Linked DNA regions of Homo sapiens: region 2 is linked to region 1. Evidence: read pairs that join two places in POLR2A ChIA-PET (ENCODE). Cell type or tissue: HepG2. All regions are shown on one strand.

Evidence for each region. Peaks named below come from ENCODE experiments on the same cell type or tissue, not always from the same donor. Only the 100,000 strongest peaks of a DNase experiment are listed, where the experiment ranks them.
Region 2: POLR2A ChIA-PET joins it to region 1 with 5 read pairs; 9 of 35 experiments call an interaction of 5 or more read pairs at or near these places.

Annotation. Positions count from the first base shown.
Region 1 is chr16:67,725,270-67,727,769 of GRCh38, forward strand. RANBP10 (RAN binding protein 10) reads right to left here. Exons shown (of 14, transcript NM_020850.3): 12 at 2,482-2,500; 13 at 2,058-2,169; 14 at 1-1,289. The coding sequence ends at 1,159. Among named protein-coding and RNA genes, the nearest start is that of GFOD2, 7.2 kb to the left of the region's middle. In HepG2, no CTCF peak of the experiment used is centred here; a DNase peak (open chromatin) is centred at 1,552.
Region 2 is chr16:67,819,608-67,822,107 of GRCh38, forward strand. It overlaps TSNAXIP1 (translin associated factor X interacting protein 1), which reads left to right. Exons shown (of 16, transcript NM_001288990.3): 3 at 1,232-1,344; 4 at 1,492-1,618. Among named protein-coding and RNA genes, the nearest start is that of TSNAXIP1, 14 kb to the left of the region's middle. In HepG2, no CTCF peak of the experiment used is centred here; no DNase peak of the experiment used is centred here; H3K27me3 peaks cover 84 bases.

The DNA.
Region 1 (2,500 bases):
GCAGCCCAAGAACCTGCCTCCACAAGGTACTGGTTTCTCAACAGAAAGCATCCATTCTCTCAGAGCTGTGCAGAGATGGTGAAGATCTAGGCAGGAAGAAAGCAGCCCCTGTACTCAAGGGCCTCTGTCCTGGGAATGGAGTCTTCTTTCCAGCAGCCTGACACACAGAAGCTCTCAGGACGAAGGCAGGTAGTTTCCAGGCAATCAATTTAGAGTAAATGTATTATTTGGCCATCTTAACAACAAGGGAAGATAGGGTATTGAAAAGGGAGGAAAGGGGAGCAAGGCAGGCAGTGGGAGGTGGGGTAGAGTGGTAGATAGTGTGCTGGCCAAGGACCCTCTACCTCTGCTGTGTGGCCCTGGGCCAAGTTATCACTTCTCTGGACCCTTGGCCCTGTAGTTCTCTGCTCTGTCCAGCTCTCAGGGGCCTAGGGATCTACAGTTCTTGGGATGCTATAAACCAATGTAACCATGCCCACTAAGTGGCCCACCAAACCCTATTTGGGTTTCCTAGGCTGCAGCTCGGCCTGTGACTCAAAAAAGGGGGAGCAAAAAATAAATCACTTGGCTGAGGTGACAGAGATTCTTCTTTTTTAATGAGTTGGACTCAAAGAAAACATGGTGCCTGGACAGCCTCACCCAAGAGGTGCTGGACCACTAATGCTACGATAAATACTGTCTTTTTTTTTAATATATATATTTTTATATATATATATATAATCTCATTTGTTTTTTACTTATGAAAATAATAAGCTATCACCAACTTGGATAGGCTTCATCACTAAATTAGCAGAAACCAGCTCAGCACAAACTCTCCAGAGATAAATACTGGTGGCTCAGTCAGGAGAAAAAAATTTAAAAACCCCAACCCCTCCTCAAAACAAAACCCCCCTTTCAAAATAGAAGGCGCTACATGAGAGTAACCAGCCAATACTGTGTTACAGGCCGCTGCACGTGAAGGGGAGAGAGAGAGAGACTGAGCGGGGTGGTGGGCAGAGAAAGGAAGGAAGGAAGGAAAGGGAGAGGGGGAAAGGCCAGGCAGGAGGAGTGGACTCTGTCTATGGTTTCCCAGTCCCTGCACCAGTTGCCTATGGAGGGCAGGGCAGCTCCAGCCCTGGGGCCAGTGGAGGGCCAGCCAGAGCCAGCCAGCACAGTCAGCTAGTGCAAGTAGTCATCAACTCTGGCAAAGGAGCAAGAACCCAGGCCTGCTCGGGCCATGAGCCGGAGACACTCAGATGCCTGGCCCAGGGCGAGCATCAGAGGGGGCTGCTTTGGCAGGTTCTGGGACTCTGTGGAGGAAAGACAAGGCCTGGTCACTGGCCTGCCCAGGGCTTGGGCCCAGGTCAAAGTTCCCTTGGGGGTGGAAGGAGGGGGCAGTGGACAGATTCTCTTGGAACAGAGTGTTCAGTACCTCTGTGTAAGTGTGTCCCAGCCACCAGGCCATGGCCCTGAAGTCATGCCAGGAACCTGAGGACCTTAGCCCCATGTAGAGCGCTGGGCTGGCCTGGGCCTACTGCCATGGCCTAGGACCCATCATGAACTCAGCTGGGCAGACAGAGGTCAAGGTTTAGGTTCAACCATGGGAGCCCAGGAGTCCTATGAGTCACCAGAGAGGGCCTGTACAGAGCTTGCTGCCCCAGTGTGGATAAACATCAGCTCTTTCTGGGGCCAATTGGGGTGGGGGTTGGGAACCACCCAGGTAGCTATGGGCTAGCTTCTGTTTTTGTTAGATCCACTCACCTAGGCCAGGCATGGTGGCTCACACCTGTAATCCCAGCACTTTGGGAGGCTAAGGCGGGCAGATCACCTGAGGCCAGGAGTTCGAGACCAACCTGGCCAACATGGCAAAACCCGTCTCTACTAAAAATACAACAACTAGCCAGGCGTGGTGGCACGCACCTTAGTCCCAGCTACTCAGGAGGCTGAGGCACGAAAATTGCTTAAACCCAGGAGGCAGAGGTGGAGATTGCTGTGAGCCAAGATTGTGCCACTGCACTCCAGCTTGGGCTACAGAGCAGACTCTGTCTCTAATAATAATAATAAATAGATTCACTCACCTAAAATGGCGCTGTTGAGGGCAGCACACACAGGTTCCCTCTGGATGGGGTCAAGCTGCTGGCCAACTGGGCAGCTCCAGGGGTCTGAGTATGCCAGCAGGCTGAAGGCATCCTACAGGACAGGGCATTCTTGAGAGGACTGTGGCACACACCATAGCTCACCCTGCTACCCGTGGCTCCAGAGGGAGACAGGGCCCTGCATGATGCCCAGCCTGGAATGTGGGGTGTAGGGTCGGGCAGGGCTGTACTCTCCCCAGAGCCTAGGTGTGGAGGGCACATGTCCAGTGGGCCCAGATGCCCCACTTCCCTCTGCAGACCTGGCTGGAGCCCACTCTTTCCTGCTGCCCCCTGGACTCTCCCAGAGCCACCCTGCCCCCAACACCAAATGGGGCCTGCTCTGCATGAGGCCCGGCTCATCCTGTACCTGCAGCATCTCTGTGTGG
Region 2 (2,500 bases), 94 kb after region 1:
ACCAGGGTCCATGTGAAGCACACATTATGCTTTCCCTCTTTTTTTTTTTTTTTTTTTGAGACAGAGTTTTGTTCTTGTTGTCCAGGCTGGAGTGCAATGGTGCAATCTCAGCTCACCGCAACCTCCGCTTCCCGGGTTCAAGGGATTCTCCTGCCTCAGCCTCCTGAGTAGCTGGGACTATAAGCACATGCCACCACACCTGGCTAAATTTTTTTTTTTTTTTTTTTTTTGAGACTGAGTCTCGCTCTGTCGCCAGGCTGGAGTGCAGTGGCGCAATCTTGGCTCACTGCAAACTCCGCCTCCTGGGTTCATGCCATTCTCCTGCCTCAGCCTCCAGAGTAGCTGGGACTACAGGTGTCCGACACCACGCCCGGCTAATTTTTTGTATTTTTAGTAGAGACGGGGTTTCACTGTGTTAACCAGGATGGTCTCGATCTCCTGACCTCGTGATCCATCCGCCTTGGCCTTGCAAAGTGCTGGGATTACAGGCGTGAGCCACCATGCCCGGCCTAATTTTTTTTTGTATTTTTAGTAGAGACGGGGTTTCACCGTGTTAGCCAGGATAGTCTCGATCTCCTGACCTCGTGATCCACCCACCTCAGCCTCCGAAAGTGCTGGGAATTACAGGCGTGAGCCACCGCGCCCGACTATGCTTTCTCACTGCATCCTCACATCAATACACTGTGACAAAGACTACCATCATCCCTATTTTACAGACGTGAGAACTAAGGCTCAGAGAAGTTGTGACATAGCTAATAAGGGACATTTGAGACTTAACCCGAGTCTTCTCTAACTCAAGAACCCACAGTCTTAATTATGAACCATGTTGAGAGATGTTTGTAAAACACATCAGGGCTGGCCAGGCACAGTGGTTCACGCCTGTAATCCCAGCACTTTGGGAGGCCAAAGTGGGTGGATCACGAGGTTAAGAGTTCAAGACCAGCCTGGCCAAGATGGTGAAACCACGTCTCTACTAAAAATACAAAAATTAGATGGGTGTGGTGGTGGGTGCTTGTAATCTCAACTATTCGGGAGGCTGAGGCAGAGAACAGCTTGAACCTGGGAGGCGAAGGTTGCAGTGAGCCAAGATCGTGCCACCACACTCCAGCCTGGGCAACAGAGCAAGACTGTCTCAAAAAAAAAAAGTCAGGACTGGGGGAGGAGAGATGGAGAGAAACATTAGGAAGGGGAGCAATGTTGCCATGGCAACCCCACCTGTACCTCCCTGCAGACTGGTCAGTTCTCCATGGGTGGGCACCTGTCCCCATGGCCCACATACACCAGTGGCCAGACCATTTTGCAAAATCGAAAACCCTGTTCAGATGACTACCGGAAGCGAGTAGGGTAAGCCAGGGTCAGTCCCATGGTGGGTGAGCTGGCATGGGCCAGGCTTTGGGCCAGGAGACAGGGCAGGGGCGTGTGTTGCCCCAGACTGAGGGCACAAGGGCCCCGTGGGGGTGCTGGCCACATATCAGCCACTGTCCCCTGCAGGAGCTGCCAGCAGCACCCCTTTCGCACTGCCAAGCCCCAGTACTTGGAGGAACTGGAAAACTACCTACGCAAGGAGCTCCTCCTGCTGGACCTGGGCACAGATTCCACCCAGGAACTAAGGCTGCAGGTCAGAGCCACAGAAGAAACTTGGGGAGGGCGGGGGAAGGGTGGGAAGAAGCTTCACCTACCGGCCGGGCACAGTGGCTCACGCCTGTAATCTCAGCACTTTGGGAGGCCAAGGCGGGTGGACCACCTGAGGTCAGGAGTTCAAGACCAGCCTGGCCAACATGGCGAAACCCCGTCTCTACTAAAAGTACAAAAATTAGCCAGGCATGGTAGTGGGCACCTGTAGTCCCAGCTACTCAGGAGGCTGAGGCAGGAGAATCGCTTGAACCCTGAACCCGGGAGGCAGCGGTTGCAGTGAGACAAGATCACACCACTGCACTCCAACCTGGGCGACAAGAGTGAGACTCCGTCTCAAAAACAAAAAAAAGCCTCACCTACAAGGACTGAGCACCTCAGACCTTCAGGGGAGACCCACCTCTCCCAGCTCTCCTGGGTCTCCTTCCCTGAACAGAAGCATGAAACATCCCATGAAAATGCCAGTGAGGCCGGGCACAGTGGCTCATGCCTGTAATCCCAGCACTTCGGGAGGCTGAGGCAGGAGGATCGCTTGAGGTCAGGAGTTCAAGACCAGCCTGGTCAACATGGTGAAACCCTGCCTCTACTAAAAATACAAAACCTGCAGTGGTGGTACACACCTGTAGTCCCAGCTACTCAGGAGGCTGAGGCAGGAGAATTGCTTGAACCCAGGCGGCAGAGGTTGCAGTGAGCCGAGATCATGCCACTGCACTACAGCCTGGGCAACAGAGTGAGACTCTGTCAACAGAAAAAAGAAGGCCAGGCACGGTGGCTCACACCTGTAATCCCAGCAGTTTGGGAGGCCGAGGCAGGCGGATCACCAGGTCAGGAGATCGAGACCATCCTGGCTAACATGGTGAAACCCCGT